2 separate regions of the Homo sapiens genome follow, and region 1 is linked to region 2. The links are chromatin loops, found by intact Hi-C in ENCODE. Cell type or tissue: B cell. All regions are shown on one strand.

Region 1 (8,000 bases), 69 kb after region 2:
TTTTCAGTCACCCATGCCCAGAACCTGCCATCATTTGGGGTCACTCCCTCTTCCTCAGCCAAATCCAGCCATTGATTTTTTTTTTTTTTTTTTTTTTGAGACAGAGTTTCACTCTTGTTTCCCAGGCTGGAGTGCAATGGTGCAATCTCGGCTCACTGCAACCTCTGCCTCCCGGGTTCAAATGATTCTCCTGCCCCAGCCTCCCGAGTAACTGGGATTACAGGCATCTGTCACCACCCCCAGCTAACTTTTTGTATTTTTAGTAGAGATGGGGTTTCACCATGTTGGCCAGCCTGGTCTCGAACTCCTGACCTTGTGATCCACCCACCTTGGCCTCCCAAAGTGCTGGGATTACAGGCGTGAGCCACCGCGCTTAGCCCCCGTCACTGATTCTTATTGATTCTGCCTCCTCCTCGGCAGTTCCTGAGTCTGGCATTTCTCTCCATACCAACTACCTTGTCTGTGTATAACAGCGGCCAGAGGAATTTCTCTAAAACACTTATCTCCTCATGACTCTCATCTGCTTGAAGTTACTCTGTGGCTCTCCATTGCCCTCCAAGAAAAGCCTAAGCCCTGTCCCAGGTCTCCTGGTGTCTCTCACACCTCACCCATCCCCACTTCTGTGCCCAGGCAGCCCTTCCCCGAAGCCTCCCCTCCTCGCCCCTCCAGGGGTGCTGTGGGTGTCACCTCCTGATCCCTGACACTCAGGGGAGTCACTGGCTCCCTGTTCTGTAGTCCATTCCCCTCTAGTAGAACAGTCGGCTCCTGTTGGGCCCCCAGTGAGTTCCTCTCTGGGTCCCCAGGGCTGGCCCAGGGTGGGTGTCACAGTGAACATGGAGTGAGTGAGTGAGTGAGTGAGTGAATGACTAGAGGATGGGGAAGCCTTGAGCATCCTTGCCTGGAAATGCTTCAAGCCCCAGAGCGCACAGTGGTCCAGGCCTAGCACTCCCCCGGCACCTCATTGTGTTGGGTGTCAGAGGTGGAGTGGACACTTGGGAATGAGATAGGGTGGAGAGCTGGGCAGTGGATTCCAGGTCAGGCCAGGCTGGGGTGCTCAGCCAGAGGCCTGTGTGGTCAGGGGAGGACTTGGAAGGACAGGCAGGGGAGGGGCTGAGCGTCAGGGGCATTCCTGGGAGGGAGGTTAGGTTGAGAAGGGATGTCAGTGTGATTGAGTGAGGCAGCAGGTGCAGCAGGGTGGGTCAGAGTTTCCACCCATGTATAGCCTGTGCTTACCTAGGACCCTGTGGTTTTCTTCCACGTAATCTTTGAGGCTGGGCAGAGGGAAAGTGGGGGACAGAGCTAAGCCTGAGGACTTCGGTCTGAGGTGGAAGGGAGTGAGGGTAAAGGCTTGTAGGACTTGCCTCACACACCTCCTCCTCATGGGGAAGACAGTGGCCTCCCTGGAAGCTCTGGGCAGAGGGTGGGGCTTTTGTCAGGGGCGGAGGGGCTGGGTCCCTGAGGCTGCTTCCTCCCTTCCCTGCCCTCACAGGCTCCTTACCCAAGTGGGTGGTGAATAAATCTTCTCAGTTCCTGGCTCCCAAGGTGAGTGGCCTTGGGATTTTGGGGAGGGGTGTTGAAGACTGGAAAGAGGACTATGGAATGAGGTGGGTGGAGTCAAGCCTGGAGCCTGAGGGCCAGGCGTGGTGGCTCATGCCTGTAATCCCAGCACTTTGGGAGGCCTTGGCAGGTGGATTACCTGAGGTCGGGAGTTCAAGACCAGCCTGGCCAACATGGTGAAACCCTGTCTCTACTAAAAATACAAAAATTAGCTGAGTGTGATGGTGGGTGCCTGTAATCCCAGCTACTCGGGAGGCTAAGGCAGGAGAATCACTTGAACCTGGAAGGCAGAGGTTGCAGTGAGCCGATATCATGCCACTGCACTCCAGCCTGGGCCACACAGTGAGATTCCGTCTCAAAAAAAAAAAAAAAAAAAAAAGAATGGAGAATGGAGCCTAGGGCCCAGGGAGGGCAAGTAGGGCTGAGGAGTGAAGTTTTGAAAGGGAGCCAGTCAGGATGCTGGGGGCTGAGCCGCTGGAGGGGGGTGTGGAGAAGACCTGCCCCCTAGCCACCCCCTGACCCGGCGGGGCGGCGGGCCCACAGGCCATGAAGAAGATGTACAAGGCGTGCCTCAAGTACCCCGAGTGGAAACAGAAGCACCTGCCTCACTTCAAGCCGTGGCTGCACCCGGAGCAGAGCCCGTTGCCGAGCCTGGCGCTGTCGGAGCTGTCGGTGCAGCATGCGGACTCACTGGAGAACATCGACGAGAGCGCGGTGGCCGAGAGCAGAGAGGAGCGGATGGGCGGCGCGGGCGGCGAGGGCAGCGACGACGACACCTCGCTCACCTGAGCGCCGCACCGCTTCAGGGACGGAGACAGGACCGGGCGAGCCCTGGGGCGGCGGCCGCTCCTGCACTTTCTCCCCTCCCCCACCCGGCACCTGGTGGCACCGGGCCAGGCCCAGGCGGGTGCTGCAGCCTGGCTGGACAGAGCCCCAATAAACGATCCCACAGCCTCAGCCGGCTCATCACTGTGCCTGCTTCCCACCTGCCTCATGGCCGCTGCCGCGGTCCCCTGCGTCTGCCCTTAATTTTGTTAAGGTTGTTGATCATCCGGCCGTTGATCCTTCCAGCATCTCCTCATTTCCCATTGTGTAGCGGGGAGGAGACGGGGTTTATCACTGCCCCCCTTCTGTCCATACTCTGTTCCATTCTCTGCCCGTATCTATCCAGCTGTCCTTGTTGAGCGGTCATTTTGGCATTCACGCCAGGCTATTTGCTTTCTTTTTCACTGCTTTAAGGCAGCGGTCCCCAACCTTTTTGGCACCAGGGACTGGTTTTGTGCAAGACAAATTTTCCATGGATCAGGATTGGGGAAGGATTGGTTTTGGGATGATTCAAGTGCATCACATTTATCATTAGATTTTGATAAGGAGCGCACAACCTAGATCCCTCGCATGCGCAGTTCACAATAGGGTTCTCCCTCCTATGAGAATCCAATGCTGCTGCAGATCTGACAGGAGGCGGTAATGCTAGCTCAGCCTCTGCTCACTTCCTGCTGTGCAGCCTGGTTCCTAACAGGTTCCTGACAGGACCAGTACCAGTCTGTGGCCCAGGGGTTGGGGACCTCTGCTCTAAGGGAAGGAGCAGGCCTTGACAGAGACCCTGGGTCAGGAGTCAGAGGGTGAGGTTCTACTCTGTGTCCTTCGGCCCAAGGCCCTTTGGGTCCAACCTATGGACTGGGGTCTGACACTCCTGTCATCCCAGAAGGGAGGTGGAGGGGTCCGTGGGTCTCAAGCCACAGGGCTGTGGGTCTCAGAGCTGAGGCTGGGGCAGCATACCCTGGAGGGAGGTCAAGGGTGCAGGTGAGGGGCCTCAGATTCCAGTGCAGTTGGTGGGGACCAGGCTTGGTGATTCACGCCCTCCCTAGGTCATTTTGAAGACCTCAGGACTGTGTTAACAGAAATGGTAGGGTCCCCAGACCCCCTATCCCCTTGCCAGTGGTCAGATGCCAGCCTTCTCACCCTGTGCTGCACCTCGCTGGTCTGAAGTCTAGAGGGACGCCTGGGCCTCCCCTGTGATCTGTGGCCCCCAGGTGCCCTCTGCTGCCCAAGGGACACCCCTGCTGCCAGGACCAGAGGAGGGGCCTATGCTCTGCTCCTCTGCAGTGTTTTTGACCCCATATGAACTTGGGGCCCGGAAGTTCTCCGCAAGGTCTGGCCCTGTTCTCCCCTCCCGGAAAGCTCCTTTGCCTTAGCCCTACCACCAGAAGACACGGTCTACTCAGTCAACTCTTTCCCAGAGGGACAGGGTGAATGGCCAGTGGGGGGCAGGCAGGAGATTCTAGAACTCATAAAAATGGGTTGCTTCCCAGCTTTGCCCAACACTGGCTTTGTAACTTTGGGCAAGCCCTCAGACTTCTTGGAGCCTTATTTCCTAACCCATAACCTGGGATGATAATTTTTGCCATCAAGCAGAATGTAAGGATTGAGATAAAAGGAATAAATTGCCCAGCACTGGGACTAGCATGCAGTAGGTGCTCCAATTAATGACACTTTCCTCTTCTCAGGGGGTAAACCCTCATCCCCCGCAATGTGAGATCTGTTCTTCCAAATATACCCTTTGTGCATATAAAGAAATTGAAGCCCAGGGAAGGTCTCTGGCGTGGCTGGCCCCGGAGGTGTTCTGGACACAGGACCCAGAAATGTCTGCCAAGCTTGGTACCCTCATCTGTGTATGTGCTGGGAGGATGGGTGGGAATCTCCTGTTCTCTAGGTGTGGGTGCTGGAACCTCAGGCTGCAGCCTTCCGCTGAGGGATCCTTGGGAGGTGTGGCTGGGTGGGTAGCTTCCCCACAACCCTGCCTGTGGGCACCCAGGGAGGGAAGTGAGATACCCTTGAAGAATGTGGTGGAGGAAGGATTTCCTAGAGGAGGTGGTCAGGCACCACTGACGGCCTTCAACTGCCTCCTATCCCCCTGGGGGTGTGGCCCTCTTGTGGGTGGGGTGTATGTCAGGGCAGACTCACCAGAAGAGGGGTGGCGAGAGCAGGGAGACTCAGGGAGAGGTGGACTCAGCGGGCGAGGTGGCGGGGGTTAGACCTGAGCCTCAGGAGACAGTCGGAAGACCCGCAAGCAGCTAGAGGGGCAGGAGAGAGACACAGACCGACGGGTCCGGCGGGCGGGCCAGGCCAACCAACTCCAGGACCGTGACTAGGCGGGGGGAGGGGCCGATGAGGGGGCGGGGCCCTGCCCTGCCCTGCCCCAGCCCCACCTTCCCCTCCCCGGGAGTCACGTGGGGCGGGCGGAAGCGCCCGGGGGGGTGGGCGCGCCCGGCCCCTTGCTGCAATTTGGCGGTGGCGGTGTAAGTCGGTGGCGGCGCCGGTACGCCTGGTCCCCGCGTGGAGTCTTTACTCAAAACAGGTCAGTGCGGCTGCCGGAGCCTCCCCGTCTGCAGGCCCCTCGCCACATTGGCCTGCAGTTTCCCCATTCTGCAGAAAGGAACGCCGAGGCCGCGCGCTGCTTCTGCTTCCCCGGGTCATCTTGTCTGTTTACCTTTTTGGGCGTGATGGGGGGGTCGCCTCTTGAGGATAAGCCAGCGGGCCAGAGACGGTAGGGAAGGGGGGTGAACCAGCGGGACCCGGGGCTTCCAGCCCGTAGCCCTTTGGCGTGAAGGGTCTCTGGAGTCAGCCGCCCTCGGGCGCCTTGGGGTTCCCATCTGTGAAGTGAAGGCTCCCACCTCGTTGGCCGCTGAGACCTTTACATTTCTGGAGATCTGTACGACCCTATGCCCTGGGCCTGGGGCTCCAGTGACCTTGGGCAGGCTACTTCCGGTCTCTGCATCTCAATTCCCCACCAGTAAATGGGGCATGGCTTCCCCAGAGCCCCTACCTGGCCCAGTTGCTGGTGAAAGAAAGTATGTGCTCAGGGAATGGGGTCACGCTGGGAGTGGGGTGGTTGGGCCTGGAGAGAGCAGGCTTAGGGTGCAGCCTGGGGGCAGGGGATGGGTGTTTGGTGCAGGGCCGGCGGGGAGGGGGGGAATCTGGCCAGAAGCCATCACGCTGTGGTTTCTGCTATATACCGTCCCTTCCCCCACATCCCATATCCTGGGGAGCCTTCCCTGATCCCAGATAGGTGGGAGGGGGGTGCTTCAGGGCCAGATACCTGGGGGTACTCGGAAGGATTTGACTCTTTGGTGGGTCCCAGGGTCCCAGACTGAGGCACTCATGATACCTGTTCGCGGAGAGTCCCCAGAGGCCAGGCTGGGAGAGACTGCCCAGCAAGATCATCACAGGGTAGAAGGAGCCCAGCAGAGCCTTGAAGACAGGTGTGGACAGGTGCAGGCCCCAGGGGAGGGGATGACTGGAATGGGCTTGGCAGTTAAGTGGCAATTTACAAGGATAAGGACCCTCCAAAGGCGAGGGCGTAGCTTGTGCAAAGTCAGGAATTTGGATGGTGTGTCTGAGGAATGGCAGAAAGGTGGGTGTGGCTGGCAGAGGTGTAGAGAGAACTCATCCTGTGTCCCATTCCTGGCTGGGGATTGTCAGGACTGGGCCTGGGGACCTTGCCTCCCCATTGGCTACTTGCATATTGGAGTAGTTTAGGAAGGGGGTGTCCCAGGCAGAGTACCGGTGACTGATGAGGTGGAGGGGGCAGAGGCCACCAGAGCCCTGATGGCCCCCAGGTTTTGTTTTGCATTCAAGCCTCCTACTCAACCCCAGCTTTATACCCCCACCACCTGGGCTCCAGCCATGCTTCACACATCCAGCCTCAGCTTTTTGTACAGATTGTTAATCCTCCTCCCAACCCTCTAGAAGCTTCCTCCCCATTCAAATCCCCAGGTCCTTTGGGACTTCAGGTTTCAGAGATGGGCTGCTGTTGCCCCTCCTTCCTGCCCAGCCTTCAGTCTTGTGTAATGGCACAGCTTAGGAAGGGTCTCCTTGGAGCTCTGTGGGGATGGGGCCTGCAGAGCCATGGGGATCATGGGACCTGGGGCCCCGAGTCCTTGTGCAGCCACCAATCACTATGTGACTCTACAAGTCCCCAAATTCCTCAGAGCCTCCATTTCCCCATCTGCAGGATGGAGTGATCAGCCCTGGCCTCATGCCCCAAAGAGAGACGGTGCTGGGGCAATAGTCAGGCCTATCTGCTAAGATGCTGGGGCAATAGGCCTATCTGCTAAGTCCTGTCTCCAGCATTGAGAGTTTGAATGAAAGAAAGAGAGAACCCAGGGGAAGGGGTCAGTTTAGAGGGGTTGGGGGGGTGTCTGAGAGTATCGGGGGCTAGTGGTGGACCAGGCCTAGGGCATCGGCTGGAGGTGGGGAGTCCCTTCCATTTTCCGGAGCCCTCTCTCCTTCCCACCCAACTCTCCCTTGGCTGAGCTCAAAGCCACCCGCCACTGCCCAAACAAGTGGCCTCTGTTCCCAGGGTAGGGGGAGGGGAGGCAGGCCCTGGGCTCCAGGCCCGCCTGTCCAGCGCTGACCCTGGCCCCCCGCCCCTCACTCTAGGTCTTAACCCTTGGGGGCCTGGACCGGGCCCTGGGCTCCTTGAGGGCTGGTGATTCTTGTTCACCAGCTGTCCCCTCTACCCCGCTTCAGGCTCCCAAGGGTTCTGTCACATCAGGAGGGGATGCAGTAGGAAATGGGGAAGGAAGGAGGGAACAAGGGTGGGGGACAGGCTGGAGCAGATATGGCCATGGACACTTAGAGACCATTTGGCCTAAAAGCTTCTTTCACAGATGGGGAAACTGAGGCCAAGAGCTAGAGATGAGGGTAGGATCACACAGAGACCCCTGGTGGGGGTCAGGACAGGTTCTGTCTCCTAGTCTGGCCTCTCTGGGGGAAAGGGGAGAGAGGGAGAGGGAACTTTTTTTTTTTTTTTGAGACGGAGTCTTGCTCTGTTGCCCAGGCTGGAGTGCAGTGGCACAATCTTGGCTCCACCTTCTGGGTTCATGCCATTCTCCTGCCTCAGCCTCCTGAGTAGCTGGGACTACAGGCGCCCGCCACCACACCTGGCTAATTTTTGTATTTTTAGTAGAGACGGGGTTTCACCTTGTTAGCCAGGATGGTCTCAATCTCCTGACCTCGTGATCTGCCCGCCTCAGCCTCCCAAACTGCTGGGGTTACAGGTGTGAGCCACCACTCCCGGCTGGGAGAGGGAACATTCTTTGTTGAGTACCTGCTGTGTGCTGGACACTGCACATTTGTCATCTAATGATTTACATAATTGCATAAGAGCATAAGACGACCATCACCCTCCAATATCATAGTGGAAGTAACAGCCTTAGAGAAAGCTGAGTAATAACATCAGTGAGAATGAGGTCAGCAAACATGCCTATAGCACTGTTGTAAAGTTTTATCCATATTAACCAATTCCACCCTGCCAATAACCCAAGAAATTAGGTGACATTCTACAGATAAGGAAACTGAGGCACAGAGAGGCTAAGTAACTTGTGTAAGAATACATTGGGAGGGTGGTAGAGAGACAGGGTCAGGACCCAGGTGTTCAT
Region 2 (8,000 bases):
AAGAGCCCAGGGGCCTGGTTCTAGGGTATCCATGTTGCGCCCTCAGGTCCCACAGCCCCCACCTGCCCAGTGTGGAGATCAGAGAGGGCACAATCCCATGCCACTGGGGCAGAGTTCCTCACCGAGGGGTCAAAGTCCACACTGGTGATGCTGCCACCAGCTCCCTCCAGGGTCTGGTTGGCCTCCAGGCGACCTGGGAGGACCAGGGGAAGGGACAGTTGAAATGAGGTCTTAACCTCACAAAATGGAGGAATTGGGATTGAGAGCGGAAGATCAGTTCCCGCCCCACCCCCCGACACATCCCCAGGTTAGAAGACAGAATCGCTGGGTCTGTTCTGCGGGCCTGGGCTGGAGACTACACCTCCCCTAACTGCTGGCACTGGGTCCCAGGGACAGCTAGTCATTTCACAGACCAGGCTAGAGAGGACCAGGGAGAAGGGACTATGTAGAGCACGCAGCAAGCCAGGATCAGGCCAGCCAGAAACTTGCCTTTTCTAGGAAGCCCCCAGGAGCCGGCTCTGACTCCCCAGGACACCCCCTCTCCAGAGCACAGAGCTTGGGACAAGGCCAACAGTTCATACTTGTCTCTTACCTGAGTTCTGAGAGCTCAAGTGATGCTAGAAGAGGGTCACCTGGTAGACTCAGGGACCTGCTCTTCAAGGGCCTGTCCCTGTAGGACCTCATGATAGGGGACCCCCACCAATCCCCATCAGGGACCATCTGAACTCAGCCCTCCCCATCCTGCAAATCTGGACCCTAGGAGCCAGGAGGCTCCACCCTTCTTCAGAACAGTGAGCCCAGAGTCTCACTCTTTCCAAGGCATTGTCTAGTCACTGCCCACAGAATATTCCAGATAGAGAAACACAAAGAGATCCAAGACCTCTGCCCACCAAGGAGTGAGCTGAGGAGAGGGTCTGGAGAGAAGCACCAAGTTGGCCGGCAGGGGAGGGCTCCTTACTTCCCACAACATTCCAGAGGTGGATCAGGCGGTCAGCCCCTCCAGTGGCCAGGAGGCTGCTGTTGGGGCCAAAACGAACAGCATTGACCTCAGAGAGGTGGGCATCCTGTGGGGAAAGGGGAGGTTGGTGCCCCGGCCCTCCCCGCGCATGTCTCTGTGAGTGCTCACGGGCCCTCTTACCGGTGCCTGTGCAGACACAGCCTGCTGCAGACGTGGTATCTCCCTCCCCAGTTTCTCTGTCCACACTCTGAGTTTCAAACCCGGCCCCACCAGGTGTTCTCACCTCTGCCTGGACCCCTGCAGCAGCCTCCGTGCTATGCTACTCTACTCTCCTGCCTGGCCTCCTGGCCTCCCAGCCTCCTCTCTCTCCCTCCCCGGCTTATGCCCACATCATAACATGCTTGAGTGGCTCCCACCACAGGCTGTGGGAGGCAGCCTCCTGCTCCTGCTGAGGAGCCCAGCCTTGCTTCCCTGGCCTCTTGGGACCACCCCTGGTGCCGAGACCACCCCTGTGCCTGCACTCTCTCACCACTGCCCCACCCATGTGGCTCAGCTCCTCCCTTACCAGCACATCCTGAGCCCGGGTAGGAAGTCGGGCAGCCACACACACAGGGATGATCTGGTATCGCTGCTCAGGGGCTCCCCCAATTGAGTGACCTCTCCTCTTCTTAAAACTGGGGTAAGGTGGGTTGGGGTCAGGAGGGCATTCAGCAAGTCCTTCTCAGGTGGGAGCCTCCAGCTCCCCTGAGGCATCAACCATAGGAAGCAGACATGGCAGGCGGCAGAACATGGCCCCAAGGAGCAGCGAGAGCATTCCCCAACCCAGCCTCGACCCCAGGGGTTGGTGTGGAGACGGGGTGGGGAGCACACAGAGGCAGACACAGGAGCAGGGTAGGGTTGGTGGGTGCAAAGAAACCTCAGGGCCGGGGTTTCAATCCCAGTCTTGCCACTGCTTGGCTCTGTGACTCTGAATGAGTCCCTGACATTTCAGAGCATTTTTCCCAATTGAGTAGGAGCTCCTGCCCTGCCTGAGGCTGGAGCTCTTGGTCCCCTGTGACGACCTTGGATGAAGACAGACCCTTGTGAGGACAGAACCTGGAAGACAGCTGAACCGGGGCCGGGGCTGAGGCCATTCACCTGGCTCCTGTCTCCAAGGCCCAACAGACTCACAGGCAGACAGCTGCACATCACAGGGATGGACAGGTCGAGGCACAGACACAGACCAAGCCTGGGCTGGGGAGCCCGACACACACGTGGGTGCACACACAGGCACACACACACTTACTCCAGAAGCCCCTTCACCACATCCACACAGTGGGACAGCGTCAGGGAGGTGGCTGAGGCAGACCTGAGACAAAACCAAGAGAGATATGCTAAGGGACTGGCTGGTGTGTGTACAAATGGCTGTCCATCATCTCCACACTTTGCCAGAGACCTGGAGGCTTGTAACCTCTCAAGTCTGGGATAAGAACTTGACTTCTCCAAGATCAGGAGACCAGGGTGACCCAGATCAGTCCCAGGAAGGTCGGGGCAGCAATGGATTTGGTAATGAAAGTCTCCCAAGGTCTCCCTCATGATGGGAAGAACTGCCTTACCCTACTAGTACCCACCAACAAAAGTTCCTGGGAAGCTGAGCCGGGGCCTACAGGGAGGAGAGACGCTGAAGGTTCCCCCAGGCTGGGGATGGGAGGAGGGGGGAGCCTAGGCTCACTGGGTGACCTCAGCAATGCCCAGGAGAGGGTGTGTCCTACAATGACTTGGCCCACAAGGGCTCCCAAGGACTTTGGGGACTGGCATCTCATGCCCCTCCCCACGGTTTCTTCACTGCCCCAAGGCCTGGACACCAGGGACCTGCAAGGAAAGACTGAGAAGAGGTGTTAGGCTGGGGAATGGCGCCCAGAGCGGGCAGCCTCAATGACAGGCAAATCAAGAAGGATGGAGGAGACCCTGCGGACAGGCACCCAAGGTCTGAAGCCCCAATCAGGTCCCACAAGTGTGAGCACACATCTACACATGCTTATATATTCACACATACAGACGGGCTCAGTCAAGCTTGTACACACCTGTGGCCTCATGTCCCTGCGGATGCACATGCTTGCACACCTATGGCTGCGCACACATGCCTGGCATGACTGGGCTCTGGGCTTTGCCCACAGGTTCTCTCCTGGTGACAGCTATTCAGAAGCCTGACTCCCCACCCCCAGAGCTCTGATCCCAAGAAGGAGGGAAAGGGTTGAGGGTAGGGGTTGGGGGGGTGAGATGGAACTGACCCCAAGTGGCTCCAGACAATGGAGGTCAGACTAGCCCTGGGAGATCTGAGCTTTCTGGCCTCTCCTCAAGCCCCCTCCCAACCCAAGAGCTGGCTCCAAGGTCCAAGAGGAAGACCCTGGCAGCCTCTGGGGTGGGGCTCAGCTCAGAGCTCTGAGACTGTCACCTGGGTCCTCACCTGAAGGGCCTCTTCCACTTCTCACAAGCTTCCTTCTCCAGGGGCTCTGGCTCAGGGGCCAGAGCCAGAGTCTCCCTTCTCTCCCTCATCCCATCGCCTAGGGTGTCCGGGCCCCTAGGAGAGGTAATGAAGTTCAGAAAGGCCAAGGGACCAAGCCAGCCCCTCCCGACCCCAGCACAGGATACGCTGAAGACAGGAATTCCCAGTGATGAGGGTTCTGTGTGGGTGTACACGTGCAGCGGTCACGCATGCAGGCTCCTACGACCACACGGTCCTCTGCAGGTGTCTCGTGGGCTCCGACCACATGGGGGCCTCAGGACGGGGCTGTGCACAAGTACAGTCGGCAGCCTGGGTCGCCGCAGGCAGGCGGGGCGGGAGGCAGAACGCAAGGGTCGGACCGGCCCATCCCCACTCTTACTCGCTGATGCTCACGGTCCGCTTGGCAGCCTTCTTCAGCTCCTGGGACACCCGCGCCTGCTTGGCCCTTGTTGGGTAAAAAGCATCCTGAGACCCTGGCGCGGCGCCTCGCACGCAGGCGGGGCTAGACCCGGTCCCTTCCTCCAGGGGGCGGCTGCTGCCCCCCTCCCTTCCAGACACCGGCGAGGCCCGACTCCTCCCTGCAGGGGCGGGGCCTTTCCTCAGGAGGGGCGGGGCCTGCTCCCTCACCGCTCCCGGCGCTCGTTGCGCAGGTTGCGCTCGGCCGCGGCGCGCGCCTTGCGCTGCACGAGCCTCTCCAGCAGGTCGCGCGCCTCTTCCTGGAGCCTGCGCAGTGCCGCCTCCCGGAGCCCGACGTGCGCGCGCAGCGCCTCGTAGGCTGCCCGCTGCACCGCATTCTGCGCCCGCCACTCCTCCACCTGCTGGGCCTGCTGCGCCCGCGCCTCTCGCAGCTGCGCCACGCGGGCCTCCAGGGCTGCCAGCCTGGAGGACGGAAAGAGCGGATAGCGGGTCCCAAGCTTCCCCCGTCACTGCCCAGTGGGAATATGCCTCGGAGCAGAGACAGACCTGCCCATGCCAAACGCGGCTAGCCGGGTGGCTAAGCCAGGTCTCCCCCAAGCCTTCGCCCTCAGAGCCCAGCCGTTCGGTCCTCTGGCACCAACCGATGGGGTCGGGGGGACGTAGGGAAAGATCTCGGCCCGCGCCATTCCCCCCGCCTCCCGTATAGTTGGCCCCGGGCCTCCCTGAGGTGGGCGCGGTCCCTCCCGCCCCCGCCCGCGCCTCACCTGCTTTGCCTCTGCTGCAGCTCCGACTCCAGCGTGCCCAGGGCCGCGCCCTTCTCCACCACCTGGTAGGCCATCTGGGGGCGGACAGGTGGGCACGGCGGCGCTGAGGCCCCTCCAGGCCTCCAGTCCCTCCGGGGCCGAAGGCGCTAAGGGAGTCGGCTGCTCACCTGCCCGCCCCCTTCCTGAAAAGCAAGCTGAGCCCCACACAGGTTTGGGACCTTGCACAGGGACGCGCTGCTGTTTGTGGAGCAGTGGAAGGCCCTCGGGCTCTGGAGTCAGCCCTGGGTCCCAATCCTCGCCGTGCCGCTTCGTTTCTCTGCGACCCTACTAGGAACCTCTCTGGCAAGAGCAACCCGCTCCACTGCCTCGCCTGAAGAGTGGGAAGCCAGCGCTCCGCTCCCAGCACCATGCATAACCACTGCGAGGACTCCTCGCGCAGAGGCTGCCAAATGCCCATCCGGCCCTCGGGCGCCATGATGTTCCCAGCAGGCTACACGCTCCTTCCATCCTCACCACACCAGGAGGCTGGTACTGCCACTCTCACTTCACAGACAAGGACACCGACAGAGAGGTTTAAGTGTCTTGCCCAAAGTCACGTAGCTAAGAGATTTGGGCACAAGCCACCTACCTAACTGCATCACCCTCCAGGCTGGTCAGGGGAATGTGAGTTCTGTTCCCCACCCCTCCCTGCTGGCTTCCTGGCCTCACCCAACCCAGGCCTGCCCAAGCACAGGTCTCAGCAGCGAGAGGCCCTGCGCAGAGGCACACAAGGCTAAGATCAGGCATGGACTCGGGGAGCCAGGGCCCAGACTCAATATGGGAACAGCGCTGGCAGCCCAGGAGAGTGGGTGAGGGTCATTTCATCTGCACTCCCGCCTCACTCGTCATGCCTTCAACCCAGAGCCAAGCAGGGTCGGTGGGAGAGACAGACCCCAGGCAAGGCAGCTCCCACCAGTGTGACAAGAGAACATGAGGGCCAGAGGCGCCTCTGGCCCAGGCCAAGGCTGGGGGCTCTTGTTGCTAATCTGTTCCTGTGTTCTCACGTGGGCCTGGTGAGGACAGACTGAGGAGCACGGTTGGCGCTGCCACCTGCACTGACATGACGCGCTATGTGAGTGAGTCTGCGAAGAAGGAATCTGCACATGCGGGTTGGGGCACCTTTATTCATAGTTGGCCCCATTTATAACATAATTCTTTTCACCACTGAGCAATCTGATCACCACCTCCACTTTCTCACTTGTCACTTGCTTTCATTTATGTTGTGTTGTACCATTCAATATTTTATTGTATGCCTTTCAAAATTCAAGTAGTAGAAGTGGAAAACAGATTAGTACTTGCCAGGGGTTAGGGATGGTTGGGGGGAGAGGGGTGAATGTGACTAAAAAGGGGTAATAAGAAAGAGATCTTTGCAGTGGTGAAACAGTGCCATATCTTGATGGTTACACAAATCTACACGTGATAAAATGACAAAGGACATATACACACTTCATACCAATCCCAGTTTCCTGGTTGTGGGTACTATAGTTATGTAAGATGTAGCCAGCAGGAGATGCTGGGGGAAGGGGATGCAGGAACTCTGGACTATCCTTCCAACTTCCTGTGAATCTATAATTATTTTAAAATAAAAAGTTAATAATAATGATAAATGCTTGTGATGTGTGGAACTACTAGAGAAATTTTTACAAAAGAAAAGAAAAGGCCGGGTGCCGTGGCTCACGCCTGTAATCCCAGCACTTTGGGAGGCCAAGGTGGGTGGATCACGAGGTCAGGAGATCAAAACCATCCTAGCTAACATGGTGAAACCCCATCTCTACTAAAAATACAAAAAATTAGCCGGGCATGGTGGCGGGCGCCTGTAGTCCCAGCTACTCGGGAGGCTGAGGCAGGAGAATGGCGTGAACCCGGGAGGCTGAGGTTGCAGCGAGCCGAGATGACGCGACTGTACTCCAGCCTGGGCAACAGAGTGAGACTCCGTCTCAAAAAAAAAAAAGAAAGAAAAGAAAAAGCCTCCTCACTGCCCCCATCCTCTGGCGCATCCAATGGGTACTGGCTGGTGTGTGTCCTGGGAAGGAGTGCTGGGGGCCAGGGAAAGTATCTCAGGCAAAGGGAGCTGGGAGCTCAGAGATGAGCGTGGCAGGAAATGCGACAAGAGCCTGGGGAGCTCGACGGGGGAGCCAGGCTAGGAGCTTTGGAAGATCTACAGCGCACTAACCATGGGGACAGAGGTAGTAAGACGGGCTTTTACTTTTTACTCTATGGCTTCTATTCTCTTGACTTGTTTACAAGCATGTTTTGTGTATTGCTTGTCTTTAATGGAGATCTTTCTTTTTTTTTAATTAAAATATGTCACTCTGAAAGCTGTATGGAGAAGGGACAGGGAGTGCTAAAGGAGTGTTCCAGGGCAGGATGAAAGTTACTTGTACTATGTCAGATATGGTGCAAGAAACAGAGAGACATTGATGGATTTGGAGATAGAGTCAACATGAGCTTGTGACCAGCTCAGGATGGAGGGCTGGGAAGAGTCAGAGGTGCCCCTGCATTTCCAGCATGTGTGAGAACGACTGGGGGGCAGTCACAGGAAGACAGGAAGGACAGCCCACCTCATTCATCGCTTAGTCTACAAATAGTCATTAGTATGGAATGGACTGTGGACACAGGCCCTAAGGATATAGGTTTGCCTCGGAGGCAAACGAAGACATCCCAGGGCTTGGGGAGCTCACAGCCCAGAGGCTGGGGGTGGTGTGGGGGTCAGATGTTTGAGAATCACCTCTCAAACAAATATTAAATTGGACCTACAACAGCAGCTCTAGGGAAAGGTTCTCAAATGAGTCCGTACCTATGCCCGCATTTCTGTTGGGCAGGTGACTTGCCATTCTGTGACTGGATGTGTATTTCCTGGGCTATCACAGTCTCTTTCAGAGGACTGGAAGCCCCATGGGGCCAGGTCTTGTTTATTGTTGCACTCCCCGTACTTTGGATATAGCAACTGTCAACAGATGTTGAGAGAATGAATGGAGAGCACAGAAGTTGATTTGTGTGAGAAGGGCTCAAATCCTGGCTCTACCTCTCCAAGCCTCAGTTTCCTCCTCTACAACCATAAAGTTGTGAAGGATTAACTGAGACAATGTTTAGCCCGATGCCTGCAAGGAGTCAACTCTCAAAACGGTGTGGGCCAAATTCTGGGGGAGATGGTGAGCCTGATTTTAGATGTGATCTCCAAAAAGCAGCTGAGCAAGAGAGTCAAGCTCAGAAAAGAAGGCTCGGCTAGAGACAGAACTGAGAGTTGGCAAACAGAAAAAACGGGGGTCAGTGAACCCCAAGAACACCCACATTTGAAGGGACAGGAATAGGGAGGAGGGGAAGGAGCCAGTGAAGG

Evidence for each region. Hi-C counts contacts between places; a loop is a spot of excess contacts. Peaks named below come from ENCODE experiments on the same cell type or tissue, not always from the same donor. Only the 100,000 strongest peaks of a DNase experiment are listed, where the experiment ranks them.
Region 1: it touches region 2 in a loop (5-fold over the local background); 13 of 110 quality-filtered maps call a loop at or near these places.

Annotation. Positions count from the first base shown.
Region 1 is chr11:72,749,243-72,757,242 of GRCh38, reverse strand. It overlaps ARAP1 (ArfGAP with RhoGAP domain, ankyrin repeat and PH domain 1), which reads left to right and starts at 4,835. Exons shown (of 35, transcript NM_001040118.3): 1 at 4,835-4,915. STARD10 (StAR related lipid transfer domain containing 10) reads left to right here. Exons shown (of 7, transcript NM_006645.3): 6 at 1,490-1,542; 7 at 2,101-2,514. The coding sequence ends at 2,346. RefSeq lists enhancers at 4,195-4,424, 5,035-5,154, 7,814-7,973 and a silencer at 4,695-4,984. In B cell, a CTCF peak has its summit at 4,468 (motif pointing left); a DNase peak (open chromatin) is centred at 4,672; H3K4me3 peaks cover 2,522 bases; H3K27ac peaks cover 3,869 bases.
Region 2 is chr11:72,818,366-72,826,365 of GRCh38, reverse strand. It overlaps ATG16L2 (autophagy related 16 like 2), which reads right to left. Exons shown (of 18, transcript NM_033388.2): 4 at 4,625-4,698; 5 at 4,071-4,322; 6 at 3,823-3,888; 7 at 3,405-3,518; 8 at 2,244-2,306; 9 at 1,524-1,632; 10 at 959-1,064; 11 at 123-193. Among named protein-coding and RNA genes, the nearest start is that of ATG16L2, 8.0 kb to the right of the region's middle. RefSeq lists enhancers at 1-28, 2,989-3,108, 3,159-3,268, 3,309-3,638 and a silencer at 3,959-4,128. In B cell, CTCF peaks have their summits at 3,777 and 3,977 (motif pointing right); DNase peaks (open chromatin) are centred at 2,215, 3,005, 3,895, 4,055 and 4 weaker places; H3K4me3 peaks cover 336 bases; H3K27ac peaks cover 4,044 bases.